2 separate regions of the Homo sapiens genome follow, and region 2 is linked to region 1. A link is a loop called in an ENCODE intact Hi-C map of the cell type or tissue named here. Cell type or tissue: Caco-2. All regions are shown on one strand. Each heading gives the region's core, and the rest is flanking DNA. Links, peaks and the distances in the headings are about the cores only.

Region 1 (10,841 bases), core at 2,063-7,062:
CTCTCCTCCTCTATTTTTCAAAAAAGCTTGAGTATGACTGGTATTAGTTCTTCTTTAAATGTTTCTTACAATTCAGCATTGAAGCCATTAGGTCCTGGGGTTTTCCTTGCTAAGATAATTTTTATTATAGCTTCACACTCATTATTTGTTATTTATCTGTGCAGGTTTTGGATTTCCTCATGATTCAATCTTGGTCAATTGTATATGTCTAGGAATTTACTTATTTCCTCTCAGTTTTCCAATCTATTGGCATATAATTGTTCATAGTAGCTTCTAATAATCTCTGAATTTCTGTAGTATCAGTTGTAATGTCTTTTTTTCACTTGTGATTTTATTTATTTGAGTCTTCTATCTTTTTTCTTAGTTTGACTAAAGGTTTGTCAATTGTATATGTCTTTTCAAAAAAAAAAAATTTTTTGTCCCATGGATCTTTTATATATTTTTAAATTTCTGTTTCACTTATTTCTGCTCCTGTCTTTATTATTAATTTTCTTCTACTAATTTCTGGGCTTGGTTTGGTCTTACTTTTCTAGTTTTTTTTAAATTCATTGTTTGGTTGTTTATTTGAAGTTTTCTATTTTTTTGAGGTGGGTGCTTATAGCTATAAACTTTTCTTTTACGCCTGTTTTCACTGTATCTTGTGTGTTTTGGTAGGTTGTGTATCCATTAATATTGGTTTCAATGAAGTTTTAAATTTCCTTCTTTATTTCTTCATTGACCCAGTTGTCATGCAGGAGCACATTGTTTAATTTCTATGTGTGTGTATACTTTCCAAAATACCTATGGTTATTGACTTCTGGCTTTATACCATTTTGGTCAAAAAATATACTTGATATGATTTAGTTTTTAGAACAATTTTAAGATTAGTTTTGTGGTGTATGGTCTTTTTTTGAGAGTGATTTATATGCTGTAGAGAAGAATATGTATTCTGCATCTGTTAGATAAAATGGTCTCATAATAGCGATTAGATCTATTTAGTCTATAGTGCAGATGAAGTCCAATATTTCTTTGTTGATTTTTTGTCTGGATTATCTCTCCACTGCTGATAGTGAGATGTTGAAGTCTCCAGCTGTTATTGCATTTGGCTGTATCTCTCTCTTTATTTCTAATTATATTTGTTTCCTATATCTGGGTGCTGTAATGTTGGGTGCTTATATATTTAAAATTGTTACATTGTCTTGCTGAATTGAAACTGTATCGTTACATAGCGGCATTCTTTGTCCCTTTTTATAATTTTTGCCTTGAAATATATTTTCTCTGTATATCTATTCTTGCTCTTTTTTGGTTTCTATTTTTACAGAATATATTTTTCTATTTATTTTCAGTCTATGTGTTTGTTTACAGGTGAAGTGTATTTCTTGTAGTCAACAGACTATTGGGTTTTTCTTTTTTATACATTCAGCCATTCAATATCTTCTGAATGGAGAGTTTAGCCCGTTTGTATTCATTGATATGATTGGCAAATGAGGATTTACTCCTGCATTTTGTTATTTGTTTCCTTGGTGTTTTGTAGTCTTCTCTTTCTTCTTCACTTTTTCCTGTCTTTCTTTAAGTGAAGGTGATTTTCTCTAGTGGTCTGTTTTAATTTCTTGGTTTGTGTGTGTGTGTGTTATGTGTGTGTGCTTCTCTAGTATGTTTTTTGATTTGAGATTACCATAATGCTTGCAAATAATACCTTATAACCAATTATTTTACAGTAATAGTAACTTAACTCTGATTGTATAAACAAAAGAGTAACAAGCAAAGAGAAAACCGACAGAGACCAAATTTTCACTTTTCTATTTGTTAACATTTTTTTCTATTTATATCTTATTGTACTGTCTATGTCTTGATAAATTGTAGCTCTTACGTTTGATTTGTTCACATTTTAATCTTTCCACTCAAGACATGTGTAATATACACATTAAAATTTCTTTGTTATAATATTCTGTGTTTTTCTGTGCACTTACTATAACCAGTATTAGATTTTCAGTTTTTCTCTTTCTTTCTCTTTCTTTTCTTTCTTTCTTTCTTTCTTTCTTTTCTTTCTTTCTTTCTTTCTTTCTTTCTTTCTTTCTTTCTTTCTTTCTTTCTTTCTTTCTTTCTCTCTTTCTTTCCCTCTCTCTCTCTCCTCTCCTCTCCTCTTTTCTTTCTTTCTTTCTTTCTTTTTCTTTCTTTCTCTCTCTTTCTCTATTTTCAATAGGCTTTAACTCCTATAACCCAGGCTGGAGTGCAGTAGTGTGATCTCTGCTGACTGCAACCTCCACGTTTTGTGTTCAAGTGATTCTCCTGCCTCAACCTCTTGACTAAATGGAGCTATAGACATGTGGCACCATATCCAGCTATTGTTTGTATTTTTGGTAGAGGTGGGGTTTTGCCATGTTGTCCAGACTGGCTTCGAACTCCTGAACTCAAGCAGTCTGCCCACCTTGGCCTCTCAAAGTGCTGGGATAACAGGTAGAAGCCACTGTGCCCGGCCCTGTTGATTTCTTATTGTTCATTGACATCTTTTTCTTTCAGACTGAAGAACTCTCTTTAGTATTCCTTGTAGGACAGGTTTTGTGTTGAAATTCCTCAGCTTTTGCTTCTCTTGGTAAGTCTTTATTTCGCTTTCATATTTGAAGTATATTTTTGCTGGACATACTATTCTAGAATACACATTTCTTTCTTTCTTCAGTGCTTTAAACATGTCATGCCTCTTTCTCCTGGCCTGTAAGGTTTCTTCTTAGAATTCTGCTGCCAGGTGTAATGGGGCTCCATTTTATGTTATTCATTTCTTTTTTCTGTCTGCTTTAGGATCCTTTCTTAATATTTTACTTTTGGGAGTTTCCTTATTAAATGTGTTTAGGTAGTCTTATTTAGTCTTATTTATTAGGTTAATCTGCTGAGTATTCTATAAACTTTTTGTACATGAGCATTGATACCTTTCTGTAGGTTTGAGAAGTTCTCTGTTATTATCCATTTGAATCAGCTTTGTACCCCTATCTCTTTACCTCCACTTTAAGCCCAACAATTCTTAGATTTGCCCTTTTGAGCCAATTTTCTAGATCTTGAAGGCATGTTTTATTCTTTTTCTCTTTTGTCTCCTTTGCGCATTTTCAAATAGACAGTCTTCATGCTCATTGACACTTTCTTCTGTTTGATCAGTTCTGCTATTAAGAGACGGATGCATTTTTCAGTCTGTCAATTGAATTTTTAAGTTCTAGATTTTGTGTTTGATTCTTTTTAATTATTTCAATATCTTTGTTGAATTTATCTGATAGGATTCTGAATTTCTTCTCTGTGTTATCTTGAATTTCTTTGCATTGCCTCAAAACAGCTGTTTTGAATTCCTTGTCTGAATGTTGCTGTAACTCTGTCTCTCCACAATTGGTCCTGGGTGCCTTATTTAGTTTGTTTGATAATGTCATGTTTTTCTGGATGGTTCTGATGCTTGATGGATGTTCACTGGTGTCTGGCATTGAAGAGTTAGTTATTTGTTGTAATCTTCTTTGCAGTCTGGGCATGTTTCTACCTGTCTTTCTTGAAAAGGCTTTTTTGGGTATTTGACCTGTGTTGTGACACAAATTTTTAGTCACTGCAGTTGCATCTGCATTAGAGGGCATGTTATAATATTGTGGCTATTGCAAACTCATAGAGGTACCACATTAGTGGTCTTGGATAAGATCTGTAAGAATTCTCGAGGTTAACAGACATAGGCTCTTGTTCCATTCCCTTACTTTCTTCCAAACAAATGGAAATTGAGTCTCTCTCTTTGTGCTGAAATTCCTGGAGCTGTGGGAGAGGTGAAGCCAGCACATCTCTGAGTCTCACCTAAGGCTCATGGTGAGTATTGCTTGACTACTACTGACTGTTATGGGCCTACGGGCTCTTTAGTCAGAAGATATGAATCCTACAAGGACTGAATCTTTTTGCAGCAGGCTCCCTTTTGGCCCGGCATGTGTCTAGAAATGTCATCCAGGAGGTAGAACATGGAATGGGGGCCTCAGGACTCTGTCTGCTGCCCTGTCCTACTGTGGCTGAGCTGGTTTCCAAGTTGCAAGAAAAAGTCATTTTTTCTCTTTCCTCTCCTCTCCTCAAATGGAAGGAAGAACTCTTTCCCAGAGCTGCAAACTGCACTGCCTTCAGTTGCCTGAGGGGTGGCACAAGCGCTCCTTTGGTCATACAGGCTTGGGTCTCATTATGTCACATGTGCTTCAACTTCACCAACTCTAAGCCCAGCACAACACCAGGACTTGCCCAGAAATTGGAGTCCTTGTGCCTTGAATGTCTGCCTAATTTATTTAGAACCTAGAATACTTTATCCCTTGGTGTCAAGGCTTCCTGGTACTTAGGATTTGGCCCCTGGCATACGTAATTCACCTCTGTTTAGGGCTAGTTCAAATGTTCATTCTGTGGGTGCTGGCTGAGTTATCCCTGGTGTTGTTTTCTGAGATAACAGGGAAGCACTGCATTCCCAAATAATGTCCCACTGTCACTGTGCTCTCCTTCCCCCAAGTGCATAGATTCTCTTTCCATGCCATGTGGCTGCTGCCAGGGAATGGGAGGCGGGGGTGGCATCAGCAATTCAAGACTTTCTTTCCTAACCCTCAGTGCCTCTTTAAGTGATTTGAAGTTAAAACCAGATACTGTCACCATTCACCTGATATTTGATTCTTATGAAGGTGCTTTTATTTGTGTGGATAGTTGTTCAATTTGGTGTTCCTGAAGGGAGGATGATATCAGTGGATGCTTCTATTTGGCTATCTTGCGCCACCATCTCTCTAAAGTTGCTTTTAACACAGGAAAAACATACAATTTTTTTTTTTACATTTTAAATGTTTAAAGATGTAAAATAAAAATGAACCACATTGCAGGGAAATGACCAGTGATAAGACTCTTTAAGGCATAAGACAGAAGTGTTCAGAAAGAGCAACTCAGATGTGAAGGAGAGCAGAGTACAATAAAGGTAAAGCTGTAGAATGTTTAGAGAACTCATATCAGAAAATCTTGGTTTTGTCATTAGAGCAGTAAGTGATAAGATCAGTTGAGAAACCAAGATTTTCCTGTTTGTTTGCTTTTTTAAAAACATTCAGGGCAGAAAAATTGAAAAAAAATACACAATTTAATATAAGTAAATTGATAAAATATTTAGATAAGCAATTAAGTTTAAATCAATGAGAAAATAGAGCTTGATTTTTTAAAAGTTTTTGTTAAAGATTTTAAAATGAAATTAATCAACATGTTTTCTGACTGTTTCCATAAACATCTACCAAATTGAAGATAAAAGAAAAGATTTCTCAACACTGTGTTTGAATCAACTCTTGAAAAATTAAGGCTGATAGTGTGTCCAGAATTGGTGGGTTCTTGGTCTCACTGACTTCAAGAATGAAGCCGTGGACCCTCGTGGTGAGTGTTACAGCTCTTAAGGTGGCACGTCTGGAGTTTGTTCCTTCTGATGTTTGGATGTGTTCAGAGTTTCTTCCTTCTGGTGGGTTCGCGATCTTGCTGGCTTCAGGAGTGAAGCTGCAGACCTTCGCGGTGAGTGTTACAGCTCATAAAAGCAGTGTGGACCCAAAGAGTGAGCAGTAGCAAGATTTATTGCAAGGAGCAAAAGAACAAAGCTTCCACAGTGTGGAAGGGGACCCGAGCCGGTTGCCACTGCTGGCTCCGGCAGCCTGCTTTTATTCTTATCTGGCCCCACCCACGTCCTGCTGATTGGTAGAGCCGAGTGGTCTGTTTTGACAGGGCGCTGATTGGTGCGTTTACAATCCCTGAGCTAGACACAAAGGTTCTCCACGTCCCCACTAGATTAGCTAGATACAGCGTGTGGACACAAAGGTTCTCCAAGTCCCCACCAGACTCAGGAGCCCAGCTGGCTTCACCCAGTGGATCCCGCACCAGGCTGCAGGTGGAGCTGCCTGCCAGTCCCATGCCCTGTGCCCACACTCCTCGGCCCTTGGGTGGTCGATGGGACTGGGCACCGTGCAGCAGGGGGCAGTGCTCATTGGGGAGGCTCCAGCCGCACAGGAGGCCATGGAGGGGGTGGGAGGCTCAGGCATGGTGGGCTGCAGGCCTCCAGCCCTGCCCTGGGGGAAGGCAGCTAAGGCCTGGCGAGAAATTGAGCACAGCAGCTGCTGGCCCAGGTGCAAAGCCCCTCACTGCCTGGGGCCGGTGGGGCCCGCCCAGCCGCTCTGAGCGCGGGGTCTGCTGAGCCCATGCCCACCCAGAACTCACGCTGGTCCGCAAGCACCGCGCAGCCCCGGTTCCCGCTGGCGCCTCTCCCTCCACACCCCGCTGCAAGCTGAGAGAGCCGGCTCCCGCCTTGGCCAGCCCAGAAAGGGGCTCCCACAGTGCAGCAGCAGGCTGAAGGGCTCCTCAAGTGCCACCAAAGTGGGAGCCCAGGCAAAGGAGGTGCCGAGAGTGAGCAAGGGCTGTGAGGACTGCCAGCACGCTGTCACCTCTCAATAGGAAGCAAAAAATCCCGAAATTTCTAGTATAGATAGAGTGACAAGTTCCATAATCCAGAGTGGAATGGTGGCATGCGATGGCAAAACAGCTTTTGTAACGTGGGCTAACAGGCTTCATTTTGGGTTCTAACTTCAACTGATTGTTAGTGGTTACTTGAAGAATTGATATGGAAAAGATTCAAAAGCTTTATCAGGCTCAACAAGACATGCTATTGTACTGTACTTGATTAGTGGTGTTGGCTGCACATTCAAAAGTGAGAAAGGATCCGGTAGTACCATGCATTTTTGTTGTTGTTGTATTTTGTTAGAAAAGTTTGATTTGGGATGAGTTTTTAAAAATCTAGTGCAAAGCGTTGAAGGAAAAATAATAGTTTATTAATATGAAAGTAGAGAGAAATTTGGAGTTTGAGATTATTCCAACAGAAGACACTAAAGATTATTCTTCTGCTTAATATGCTCTGGTGGCTTCTAACTTAACTAAAATACAATCCAGAGTATGTACAATGGCCACACAGGCTCCACATGATGAGGCTCCCAGTTACCTCTCTGACATCATCTACTACCTTTCTTTCCTTCACTCACTCTGCTCCTTATCCACTGGCTTTTTGCTGTACCTTAAACATTTTGAGTACATTCCTGTTGTAGGGCTTTTGCTTATGCTACTTCTGCCTGGGTAGTTTACCCTTAGCTAGATCCAGGGTTTGATTTATCACCTCCTTCGGAGCTTTACTTACGTTTTTATTTTTTCATTAACATTTTATTTAAAATTCAAAGTCTACTCACATTCTATCTCACTCACTCTCAATATGTAGTTTCTGGTCAATTATGTTTTTATTTTTTATTATTTTAAATTTATTTTTAATTTTTTTATAACTTACCACCTTCTAATAGACTGTACATTTTATTTATTTATTCTGCATTACCTCTTGCCCCTACCACCAGCTTTACTAGATCATAACTTAATGAGGACAGAAATATGGGTTCAGTTTATGGTACTGTCACCAACACTGGTCTATGCTTGCACATACTATGTATTCCATAAATATTTGTTGAATGAATGATTAGAATAATACAGAGGATTAGCCTACAGTTGATAATATGACACATTGAGGAAAAAATGTTCTGCTGTGAAAATGTATTTATAGATATAGATATGAATTCCAAAAATTAAATGGCATTAAGAGCTGCAGCAACTTCCCAAAACATCAGCAAATAGATGATGCAGATAGTAGGTGAAAAATAATAATTGTTTCATCGCAATTTGGCCAATAGAAAAGATTGTAAGGACCAGAGATGGCACATGTAGAAAGAGAAGAAAAATTAATTGAATTAGGGCAGATATGGTACAGGTAATAAAGTCCCATTTGAATATTTTCTGGCTTGACATATATTTGCCTAAAACTTCTTAAAATAAAGGATGCAGAATAGCCTATCCCAGTGTGATAGAAGCTTCCAAATCTATTTAAAGGAAATGAAAATGTGAGAAAATCAATTATCTTTATCAGAAAAGTCATCTGCAAACAAGATAGAATTTAAAGAAATTTATGATATTGATTACAAAATTTAAGTGAAAAAAATCTAAAAATCAGAGTGAGAGAGAGAGTGATCTCAATAAAGAGACAATAAAACAAAAGAGATGAACGCCGAAGATGTTTATAGAAATAATCTTTTATTTGACATCCTAAAAAAAGTTGCTGATACATTTATATATCTTATTTTAGATTCATAGCCAAGCTAAATATTTAAATTACACAGATCATCAAAACAGAAGACTAACAAGGATATTTAGGACCTGAACTCAGCTCTGAATCAAGTGGACCTGATAGATATCCACAAAACTCTCCACCCCACAAACAACAGAATATACATTCTTCTAATCACCACATGACACTCAGAAATTGGTCACACAATCAGAAGTAAAACACTCTTCAGCAAATGCAAAAGAACTGAAATGATAGCAAACAATCTCTAAGACCACAGCACAATCAAATTAGAACTCAAGATCTTAAAAATTCACTCAAAACTACACAACTACATGGAAATTGAACAAACTGCTCCTGAATGACTCCTTGGTTAATACTGAAATTAAGGCAGAAATCAAGAAATTCCTTGAAACCAATGAGAACAAAGAGATAACATAACAGAATCTCTGGGGTGCAGCTCAGCAGTATTAAGAGGAAAATGTATAGCCCTAAATGTCCACATCAAAAAGCTAAGATGATCTCAAATTAACAGCCTAACGTCACAACTAAAAGAACTAGAAAACCAAGAGCAAACAAACCCTAAAGCTACCAGAAGACCAGAAATAACCAAAATCAGAGTGGAACTGAAGAAGATAGAGACACACAAAAACTCTTCAAAACTTAAAAAATCCAGGAGCTGTTTTATATTTTTGAAAAAAAAAATTAATAAAATAGTTACACCACTAGCTAGACTAACAAAGAAGAAAGGAGAGAAGAATCAAACATGCTCAGAAATGATAAAGGGAATTTCACCACTGACCTCACAGAAATACAAACAACCATCAGAGAATACTATAAATATCCATATGCACATAAACTAGAAAATCTAGAATAAATGAATAAAGTCCTGGACACATACACCCTCCCAAGACTGAAACAGGAAGGAATTGTATCACTGAATAGACTAATAAAATTTTCTAAAATCAAGGCAGTAACAAATAGTCTACCAAGCAAAAATAGCCCAGGACCAGACAGGTTTACAAATGAATTATACCAGAGGTACAAAGAAGAGCTGATACAATTTTTACAAAAATTATTCCAAAAAATTGAAATTTTTTCCTTAATTCCTTTATGAATCCAGCATCATTCTGCTATAAAAACCTGGCAGATATAAAACAAAAGAAGAAAACTTCAGGGCAATATGCGTGATGAACATAAATGCAAAAATTCTCAATAAAATATTGGAGATCTAAGTCCAAAAGCACACCAAAAAGCTTATACGCCATGATCAAGTTGGCTTCATCCCTGGGATGCAAGATTGGTTTAACATACACAAATCAATAAATGTGATTCATCACATAAACACAAATAAAGATGAAAACCACATGATTATTTCAAGAGATGTAGAAAAGGCCTTTGATAAAATTAAACAACTCTTCATGTTAAAAACTCTCAATAAACTAGTTATTGAAGGAATATAACTCCGAATAATAAGAGCTGTATATGACAAACCCAAAACCAATAACATACTGAATGGGCAAAAGCTGGAAGCATTCCCCCTTGAAAACCAGCACAAACAAGGATGATCTCTCTCACTACTCTTATTCAACATAATATTGGAATTTCTAGTGAGGGAATTAGGCAAGAGAAAAAAATGTATTCAAATAGAGAGGAAGTCAAGTTAACTTTATTTAAATATGTCACGATTCTATGTCTAGAAAATTCCATCATTTCAGCCCCAAAGCTTCTAAAGCTCATAAGCAACTTCAGCAAAGTCTCAAGATATAAAAATGTATGTGCAGAAATAACTAGCATTCCTATACACTAACAACAGGCAAGCAGAGAGCCAAATCATGAATGAACTCTCATTCACAATTGTTACAAAAAGAGTAAGATTCCTAGGAATACAGCTAACAAGGGAAGTGAAGTACTTTTTCAAGGAAATTACAAATCACTGCTCAAGAAAATCAGAGAAGACACAAACAAATTTTTAAAAAGCCCACGCTCAAAAATAGGAAGAATCAGTATTGTTAAAATGTCGTACTGCCTAAAGTAATTTATAATTCAATGCTATTCTCATTAAACTACCATTGACAATCTTCACAGAATTATAAAAAAAAAACTATTTTAAAATTTACATGGAACCAAAAAGGAGCTTGAATATCCAAGAGAGTCCTAAACAAAAAGAACAAAGCCGGAGCTGAAGGCATCATGTTATCCAACTCCAAACTATACTACAAGGCTACAGTAACCAAAACAGCATGGTACTGGTACAAGAACAAACATGTAGGCCAATGGAATTGAATAAGAAATGCAGAAATAACACTGCACTTCCACAATCATCTGATCTTCCAAAAACCTGACAAAAACAAGCAATGGGGAAAGGATATCCTGTATAATAAATGGTGCTGAGAGAACTGGTTACCCATATGTAGAAAATTAAAACTGTACCCATTCTTTACACCTTATACAAAAATGAACTCAAGATGAAGTAAATATTTAAATGTAAAACCCCAAACTACAAAATCCCCATAAGAAAATCTAGGCAATACCATTCAGGACATAGGCACAGGCAAAGATTTCATGACAAAAAAAGCCAAAATTGATTGCAACAAAAGCAAAAATTGACAAATGGGATGTAATTAAATGAGCTTCTGCACAAGAAAAGAAATTATTATCAGAGTGAACTGACATCCCACAGAATCAGAGAAAAATGTTGCAATCTATCCAT
Region 2 (10,841 bases), core at 2,197-7,196, 410 kb after region 1:
TACCCAGAGGAAGTCAATACACAAAAAAGTCACTTGCACATGCATGTTTATAGCAGCACAATTCATAATTTCAAAAATATGGAACCAGGCCAAATGCCCAGCAAGCAATGAATGGATAAAGAAAATGTGATATATATATCACAAAATGTTTTTTATATATATATATACACACATATAAATCACAAAATGTTATATATATATCACAAAATGTTACATATATACACATGTATGTGTGTATATATATATTTTTATATTTATGTATATACACACACACACACACACACACACACACACAAACCATGGAATACTACTCAGCCATAAAAAGGAACATAATAATGGCATTTGCAGCAAACTGGATGGAATTGGAGACCATTATTCTAAGTGAAATAACTCAGGAATGGAAAACCAAACATCATATGTTCTCACTTATAAGTGGGAACTAAGCTATGAAGATGCAAAGGCATAAAAATGACACAATGGACTTTGAGGACTTGGAGGGAAGGGTTGGAGGGAGCTGAGGGATAGAAGACTGCACATTGGGTACAGTGTACACTGCTTGGGTGATGGGTGCACCAAAATCTCAAAAATCACCACTAAATGTTTCATGGATAAGGTGACTTACTCATGTAATCAAATATCATCTGTTCCCCCAAAATCTATTGAAATAAAAAAAAGCAAAAACAATTTATATTTCTAATAAGTTCCCAGGTGACACCAATGGAGCTAATCCAAAGACCAGATGTTGAAAACCATTGTATTCAAGATATTCTTAGAAAATTAAAATGATTTGGGTAGTTAAATTACATGTGACATTTTTGTGTGTTTGTTCTATCATATTCTATAGTGGCACATTTTAGAGTTGTATATGTATTGTTACTGTGACAACACATTTTAATATTCTAGTGCTGTTTCAAGTTTAATTGAGAAGGATATGGAGAATGCTCAGTCTGTATATGTTTATGAAGAATAAGTCAAGTTCATTTAAGCTTCATGCCTGTTTTTTACTTGCTTATCTTTCAACATTGTACTAATACTTAAATTTGGAAAGTATTGAATGTATTGCTGTAGTATTAGAGACAAATTCTATAATATAGAATCTTTACCCAGCAATCTTATCCACCTCCTGACAAGTACAGGTCCCTATATCATTGAACAAGTCTCTAGGTAGCTAAGTGTAATTATTGCACAAGCAGCCTCCTTCTTTCTCTCTGGTCAGTGCTTCCTTAGCTTTTTTCTCCAAATGGTTCATTTATTTAGTTAATTTGAGCTAAATATGTGTCACAGATTCTATGTTTGGAGAAGTGCAGAAACCTTGTTTGATCTAGCTTCCTTTGTTGTAATAATCAGGAAATTGGCACATTTTAATCTCTAAATTAATACTTTTATAAATTAATAAAATAAACTAAAATTCTTGTCTCGATTCCACAATTTTCTATTTAATAAAAATAATGGAATAACTTATATTTAAGCTTAAAGTGTGTTTAAAGGTGATAACCAAATTAACATTTTATTCATGAGATTTTAGTTGACCATAAGCTTGAAGAGTTACCTTACATTTTAATCATTTGAAAAAAACAGCTACAAATTATTAAGTGATTATTCGTTGACCTGCATGTTTAGAAGTGTAGTGCTATTGATATGAAAACTGTAAATTCTATTGTTCAGCTTATATCTGATATATTGCATTTATTTCTGAGTACTAGATTTCAAGAGGCTCATAGATACACCACAGAAAAAAAAACAACCCTGATGGAGAGGTGACCAGAATAAGGAATCTTTCTAATCATTTAGACAATATTTTATTTTAAACAATTTAACTATTCCTCCTTTAACATAAGATAGATTTGGAACAAAATGAGAAGCTATAAGAAGGTAATACAACATATTGGTTTTCTTAATAGTGTTTTCTAAAACTGAGATAGAATCTTTAATGAATCTCTGAATTGGTTGCCATCGTCACAAATTAAAGGGAATAGAATCACAAGTCAAGGATTTTTATGAAAGTGATCATTCTAGCAAATGGATGGCAGAAATAAACAACTTTTAAGAGGTGCTATCACTCCTAGCTCTAGTCTAAATTTTGTTCATGAGACAGAGATTCTACAATGTAGAGGTCTTCTGACAAAGAAAAAACCCTAAACTGTTTTAGAAGCCCCCAAATAACAGTGACATCTGACTCACAGGCAACATAACCTCAATTTTAGAACACAAATTAAAGCATTATTTTTAAAACAAATATTGCTTACTGTTTCATCACTAGATCAAATTTTCAAGTAAAGGCATGACATATATTTTTATATGAAATCAGACTTGTTGAAATGTTCTTATTTGAAAGGTACTCTCTGGAAAAGATCACCAGAAAGCCATTCCTCTAATGTTAAAACTAACCATTTAGGAAAAGCAAAAAAACTCTAACTCCTTCATACAACAAAACAATTAGATGGATAAAATATTTGTATGTTAAAAAATTAACAGTGTCACAAAAGTGACAACAAAATATATAAGTGAATATTTTTCAATTCTAATCATAGGGAATGAATGCCTTAATTTGAAATAATAATACTCAGACTCTCCAAAGCTAAAAGTTGATATATTTCACTACCTAACCTTTTCGACTACTGTTGCTAAAATCTAAGTAAAACAAAATAAATCAAGTCTAAAGAAGAAATAAAACTGAAAAATGTTATTAATAGTTGACTAAGAATGTATTTTCTTACCATAGAAAGAACTCCAAAAAGTAGAAAAAATATTCAGATCTAGTGAAACACTAATAGAAAAGAAATACATGATGAGTTTATACCTAATTGTTAACAGGAATGAAATTGATATTGAGTTTAGGAGGTGTGCTATAAGAAAGAAAACTTGCTTTTATCATGTTTCTGTATTATTTAGCTCTGAACCAAGAAAACATATTAAATTTATAGGATAAAAATTAATAAAAATATGTATTAAATGTCCTGCAAACTATTATAGATAAATATTTATAGTGGGATACAAGTTGATAAAAATATATCTGTATTGGCTAATATATGTAAAATATATGGACAATTATATACAACATTGATGACAGTGGTTACTCTGCTGGATACAACAAAAGTTTTGAAAGGAGTATTTTTAGTTGTCATTCTGTAAGCTTTATTCTTTAAAAATAAATACATATTTATTTTAAAGTAAGAATATACAAAATATGTATTAATTATTGCATATAACCAAATGCAATATAACATGATGCATATTAATTATTTACCACTGAAAACTTTCATCAAAGTAACTACAATCACGCTTTCACTATCAAAAATAAATACTTGAGTTATTGGCATAAATATTGAAATTCAAAATATGGGATTTGTGGTGCCATTGATCCATGCCCAAGAATGTCACTTTCTTCCTCTCTCCTAGAGGCAAAGTAAATAGAATAAATTTTGATTAGAACATAAAAAATTGATTGACCATATTAACTTACTAAGTAGCTATTAAAAGTCTACTGAATGTTATGCTAGGAAAAACATTAATATCAAATGTAATTCCTTGTACATGTAAGGTCTTGTACATTTTCTCCCACAAATTAAAAATAATGGCCAATGACAGAGGAAAATCATAGTATAAAAACAAAATAAATATTTGTACATGGAAGTACCTGTGGTCCTTCTAAATTCTAGTGAGATGTGTACTTTCTTAGCTAATACTCTTATCCTGTGATGCTGACATTGCCTTTCTTTCTCAGTATCTTATCATTTTTCTGGACACTGTTCAAGATCTTATAGTTTCTCAGTTCTGAATAGGTAAGAGGAACTGTTAACTTGTTTGTTTTGCTCATAGTAACTGTTTAAATTAAAATCTTTTACATGAATTCAATAAGTTAAATAACTACAATTTAATTTTGCTACTACAGAATTGGGACAAAGTATTTTAGAAAAATCAAATATATAGATTTATAAATTACTTCTATTCAAAAAAACCCATGAAATTTTAAAATAAATTACTCATACATATATGTATATAAAATTCAGATAATAAATAGAATATTACTAAAATATTTTTCAAATACACTCATACTGTTTTTGAATAATCATGTTTATCATATATAAATTACACATAAATATAAGGTAAAATTATAATTTATAAAGTTTATAACTATAAATGAATTATATATAATTTATATATTTCTAATGATTTTCTTATGTTAATTGATAACTTCTACACATAATTTCTTGATATATTGCACACACACTACCAAATTGCCTCATGGATGGTATCATTTTTTTAAATACTTGAACAATGGTTCCATTTAAATGCAAATAGCACCTGTCTTCTAAAACTTTTAAGACTAAAATAATCTATTAAACACACACCACATTATGGTAACACCGCCATCTGCTGGATAGGTTTATCAAATTTTTGATGCTTGGTAATAAGTATGACCATTACTGCTATTTAAAGTTGTAAATTGCAAGAAATCATGAATCTACATTTATTGACTATCCACATATCTACAGTTTCCTCTCAATAAATAAAATAAGAATTCATATAAAAATTAGGTACATTAATTTTTTTTAGGTTTGGTAAAGTTTTTATTATTAGCTATAAACAATCAGATTTAATGAAGCAATATATCTGCTCATAAAAAGTATAAGGGATTATTAGAATTTTACACAAAATATCCCTACTCACAGAAGGCCTAATGGAATAAAAACAGTAATTAAAATGCCAAAAATAATTTTTGGTGTTTGACACCGGGAAAATGAAACATTTTGCCTAATTTTTGATAGTGTTACATGTTGAGATATGACATGTATGGCATTTCCATTGACACAAAGCCTTGCTTTTTAGCTCAAACACATCTCGTACTTTCTTTAACTTTCCCTTCAACCTTTATTTTAAGTTCAGGGATAAATGGTCAGGATGTGCAGTTTTGTTACATAAGTTAATGTGTGCTTTGATGATTTGTGGCACAGATCACCCCACCTACTAGGTAATAAGCCCAGCATCAATTAGCGATTTTTCCTGATGCTATTCCCCCAACCCCACCCCAACAGGTCCTGTGTGTGTTGTTTTTCCCCACCATGTGTCCATGTATTCTCATCATTCAGCTCCCACTCATAAGTGAGAACATGTAGTGTTTGGTTTTCTGTTCCTGCATTAGGTTGCTGGAGAATGGCTTCCAACTCCATCTATGCCCCTGCAAAGGACATGATCTTGTTCTTTTTTATGGCTGCATAATATTCCATGGTGTATATGTACCACATTTTCTTTATCCAGTCTATCATTGATGGGCATGTAGGTTGATTCCATGTCTTTGCTATTGTAAATAGTACTGCAATAAACATATGCATGCATGTACCTTTATAATAGAATGATTTATATTCCTTTGGGTATGTATCCAGTAATGAGATTCTTGAGTCCAATGGTATCTCTGCCTCTAGGTCTTTGAGGAATAGCCACACTGTCTTCCAAAATGGTTGAACTAATTGACATAGGTACATTAATTTTTATGAGACAAAGAGATTCTGCAACGGAGAGGTCTTTTGCCAAAGAAGAAAGTCTAAATAGTTTTAGAAACCCTAAGACAATAGTGACAATTTGACTCACAAGCAACATAAATATGGTGTTCAATTTTTTCTTATCCCACTAGACACCAAATTTATGACCAACATAAAAATAAATAAATAAATAAATAAATAAATAAATAAATAAATAAATTGAGTAAAGCCACATTGCTGCTTAAAACTTGACTCTCTTACCAGACTTGTCACTAGAGATTTGGCTAAATGCAATTAAAAGTGAAACAAACACTTGACCTAGAAGGAAGACATATGATTTTTCTGGCTTCAAAAATAGAATGTTCTATGGTTAAAAAGACAGCTAGGTACTCAATGGAGGAATCCTGATAAACCCCAAAGATGAAGGCAGTGATTGGCATGTTCTTAGCTCCGTGAGGGCAGAGAACATCTCCTTCTGAACATTATTTCCTATTGTATAGCTATATTCATTAAATGATATTGGGCATGACTAACTGTTATTGATTGAAAAGCAACCCTAAGAAGAATAATATTTGGGCAGTAGAAATCTTTTTTAGAATGAGTAGCCACAGTGTATTGGAAGCTCTTTTGATGTGTGGCTGTCACATATATAAAGAACAACATTAGAAAGGCTTCTTTTTCAGAGTGAGTAGTTACTGTAAGCAGAGAACTATTTTTAAGGTTTTCCTTTAACTGAGTACAAAAATGAAAAGTGTCAAAACCATGTAAAAACACAAGAGGTCAAAAGCCAGGGACTTTTATTGCTAATCAAAGAGTTGCTGTCACAAAACACTTTTGTTGCTATAAACAAAGCAGAACTTTAGTTTTAATTTCGTTCTCTAGATACAAAAGAACATATCTCAGCTATAAAGCTAGAGCAAGTAGTAATAAAGAACAAACTGTCTAAAAAGATGAAAATACATTGTTTTGATTTGATAAACATTATTTTGTTAAGAATGCTTAAAACAACCTATTGGAAATTACAGAAAACTAAATTGAAGCTGTAGTAAGCAAAAGAGTGTAGTACTGATATAAAAATAAACACATAGATCAATGGAATGGAAGACAGACCACAAAAATAAAGCCATAGACCTACCACCAACCGATCTTCAACAAAGTTATCAAAAACATTTGCACTGGGGAAATGACATCCTGTTCAATAAATGGTGCTGGGAAAATTGGATAGCCACAGGAAGAATGAAACTGGGCCCATTCCTCTTATCATCTACAAAAATTAATTTGAGATGGATTAAAGACTTAAATATAATACCTGAAAACTATAAAAATCCTAAAAGAAAACCTGGGAAAAACTCTTCTGGATATTGGCCTAGGCAAAGAATATATGACCGAGTCTTCAAAAGCCAACCAACAAACTAAATTCATGACAATTGACAAAATAATATAAAAGAAGGTAATTATAAGAAAATGTGAAAGATACGGAAAATTCAGTCTAGGAAAAACAAGCTAAAAAAGAATGAGATAGTGGGCATGGTAGCATGTGCCTGTAGACCTAGCTAATCAGGATGCTGAAGTGGCAGAATTGCTTGAGCTCAGGAGCTAGAGGCTGCAGTGAGCTTTGATGACGCCACTGAACTACAGTCTGGGTGACAGAGTGAGACCCTGTTTCAGAAAAAAAAAAGCAGAAAAAATACAAATTATGTATTACTCAAATAAGTGATAGGCTGAACATGGTGGTTCACACCTGTAATCCAAATACTTTGGGAGTCTAAGATGGGAGGATGGCTTGCACCCAGGAGTTTGAGACCTGCTTGGGAAACATAGAGTGACTACCATCTCTACAAAATTACAAAAAATTAGGGGGGCATAGTGGCATGTGCCTTTAGGCCCAGCTACTTGGGAGGCTGAGGTATTAAGATTGCTTGAGCCCAGGAGGGTAAGGCTGCATTGAGCCAAGTTTGTGTCATTGCAGCCTGGGGGACAGAGTGAGACCCTGTCTCTAAAAAACATAATAATAACAATAATCACAACTATTTTGGACGGGCACTGTGGTTTACGCCTGTAATCCCAACACTTTGGGAGGCTGAGGCAGACAGATCACCTGAGGACAGGAGTTCGAGCCCAGCCTGGCCAACATGGTGAAACCCCATCTCTACTAAAAATACAAAAAACTAGCCAGGTGTGATGGTGCACGCCTGTAATCCCAGCTACTCGGGAGGCAGAGACAGGAGAATCACTTGAACCTAGGAGTTGTAGATTGCAGTGAGCCAAGGTCTTGCCATTGCTCACTCCAGCTTGGGTGACTAGAACAAGACTTCATCTCAAAAAAAAATAATAATAATAATAATAATCTTAAACTGAAGCTTAACATGAATGTATAAACAAAATCTAAGTATTCTAATATCAAGTGTCATTTCATTGAAATATTTGAGTTTTAATATTCAAAAACAATATAAGCACACAAATAACACAGGATAGAGATGAGGGAAAACAAAGGAAAAGAACACAGCCTGGAAACAACAAAGGATATTGATAACAAAGCTGCAAGGAAAGATCTTTTATGGGGAGGGAGAAGGTAAGAAGTAGACAAAGACTTAAAATTCAAGAATTCTCCAATCAGCCAAAATACTTTTTATGCATAAAGAAAATAGATATTCCTGACTCAGTAGATGCTTACAAATTATTCCCTGATTAAGTCATTAAAACAAGCGTTCAGTAATTATATCACTTATGTAACTTCTTAAATAAATTACACAGATATAATTGTTTGAACAAAAGATGAAGTAAAACACAAGCTGAAGAATATAAGACTGTACAAAAAGTTTACTGTTGTCAATTAAATTAGCTAAATATGAGTCAAGTCCACATAATTATTCTACAAATAAAAAATAATCAATTAGAATAATCTCAAAAGAAATACATAATATAAAATTAACATGAATATTTATCTGCACCAAAATATCTCTGATTTAATAAACAAATTGAATGGAGTATATGAGGAAAGTGTTTAGAATTTAAATATCCATCTTTTACAGATGGGCTACTCTTTTATTGTTTACATTGCCAATAAAAATAAAGTTTCAGGTGTGTGTCTGCTTGCAAGGATGTGTGTGTGTGTGTGTGTGTGTGTGTGTGTGTGTGTGTGTGTGTGTATCTGGTTAATTGTAAAAACATAATTAATTGATTTTAATGGTAAATCATTTTCTCCTACTGTCTTTTGGGATCTGTGATGTAGCACTAGTTGTTTTTCTCCTGCCCCTGGATGAAAAGCTGGGCAGTATCCTTATATTTTCGATTCACTGATCCCAGAGAAATACAAACTACCATCACAGAATACTGTAAACACCTCTACGCAAATAAATTAGAAAATCCAGAAGAAATGGATAAATTTCTGGACACATAAACCCTCCAAGACTAAACCAGGAAGAAGTTGAATCTCTGAATAGACCAATAACAGGCTCTGAAATTGAGACAATAATTAATAGCTTACCAACCAAAAAAAATTCCAGGATCAGACAGATTCACAGCCAAATTCTACCAGAGGTACAAGGAGGAGCTGGTACCATTCCTTCTGAAACTATTCCAATTGACAGAAAAAGAAGGAATCCTCCCTAACACATTTTATGAGGCCAGCATCATCCTGATACCAAAGCCGGGCAGAGACACAATAAAAATAGAGAATTTTAGACAAATATCCCTGATAAACATCGATGCAAAACTCCTCAGTAAAATACTGGCAAACTGAATCCAGTAGCACATCAAAAAGCTTGTCCACCATGATCAAGTGGGCTTCATCCCTGGGATGCAAGGCTGGATCAACAAACGCAAATCAATAAACGTAATCCAGCATATAAACAAAACCAAAGACAAAAACCACATGATTATCTCAATAGATGCAGAAAAGGCCTTTGACAAAATTCAGCAGCCCTTCATGCTAAAAACTCTCAATAAATGAGGTATTGATGGGACGTCTCTCAAAATAGTAAGAGCTATTTATGACAAACCCACAGGCAATATCATACGGAATGGGCAAAAACTGGAAGCATTCCCTTTCAAAACTGGCACAAGACAAGGATGCCCTCTCTCACCACTCCTATTCAACATAGTGTTGGAAGTTCTCGCCAGGGCAATCAGGCAAGAGAAAGAAATAAAGGGTATTCGATTAGGAAAAGAGGAAGTCAAATTGTCCCTGTTTGCAGATGACATGAATGTATATCTAGAAAACCCAATCTTCTCAGCCCAAAATCTCCTTAAGCTGATAAGCAACTTCAGCAAAGTCTCAGGATACAAAATCAATGTGCAAAAATCACAAGCATTCTTATACACCAATAACAGACAAATAGAAAGCCAAATCATGAGGGAATTCCCATTCACAATTGTTTCGAAGATAATAAAATACCTAGGAATCCAACTTACAAGGGATGTAAAGGATCTCTTCAAGGAGAACTACAAACCACTGCTCAACGAAATAAAAGAGGACACAAACAAATGGAAGAACATTCCATGCTCATGGGTAGGAAGAATCAATATCATGATAATGTCCATACTGCCCAAGGTAATTATAGATTCAATGCCTTCCCCATCAAGCTACCAATGACTTTCTTCACAGAATTGGAAAAAACTACTTTAAAGTTCATATGGAATCAAAAAAGAGCCCACATTGCCAAGTCAATCCTAAGCCAAAAGAAAAAAGCTGGAGGCATCACACTACCTGACTTCAAACTATACGACGAGGCTGCAGTAACCAAAACAGCATGGTACTGGTACCAAAACAGAGATACAGACCAATGGAAGAGAACAGAGCCCTCAGAAATACTACCACACATCTACAACTATCTGATCTTTGACAATCCTGACAAAAACAAGAAATGGGGAAAGGATTCCCTATTTAACAAATGGTGCTGGGAAAACTGGCCACCCATATGTAGAAAGCTGAAACTGGATCCCTACCTTACACCTTATACAAAAATTAATTCAAGATGGATTAAAGACTTAAATGTTAGACCTAAAACCATAAAAACCCTAGAAGATAAACCTATTCAGGTTTTCAATACCATTCAGGACATAGGCATGGGCAAGGACTTCATGTCTAAAACACCAAAAGCAATGGCAACAAAAGCCAAAATTGACAAATGGGATCTAATTAAACTAAGGAGCTTCTGCACAGCAAAAGAAACTACCATCAGAGTGAACAGGCAGCCTACAGAATGGGAGAAAAATTTTGCAATCTACTCATCTGACAAGGGGCGAATATCCAGAATCTACAAAGAACTCAAACAAATTTACAGGAAAAAAACAAACAACTCCATCAACAAGTGGGCAAAGGATATGAACAGACACTTCTCAAAAGAAGACATTTATGCA

What was found. Peaks named below come from ENCODE experiments on the same cell type or tissue, not always from the same donor. Only the 100,000 strongest peaks of a DNase experiment are listed, where the experiment ranks them.
Region 2: it touches region 1 in a loop (36-fold over the local background); 3 of 110 quality-filtered maps call a loop at or near these places.

The regions. Positions count from the first base shown.
Region 1 is chr3:166,419,379-166,430,219 of GRCh38, reverse strand. No RefSeq gene overlaps it. Among named protein-coding and RNA genes, the nearest start is that of BCHE, 590 kb to the right of the region's middle. In Caco-2, for the core only: no CTCF peak of the experiment used is centred there; a DNase peak (open chromatin) is centred at 4,119.
Region 2 is chr3:166,006,807-166,017,647 of GRCh38, reverse strand. No RefSeq gene overlaps it. Among named protein-coding and RNA genes, the nearest start is that of BCHE, 170 kb to the right of the region's middle. In Caco-2, for the core only: a CTCF peak has its summit at 4,365 (motif pointing left); no DNase peak of the experiment used is centred there.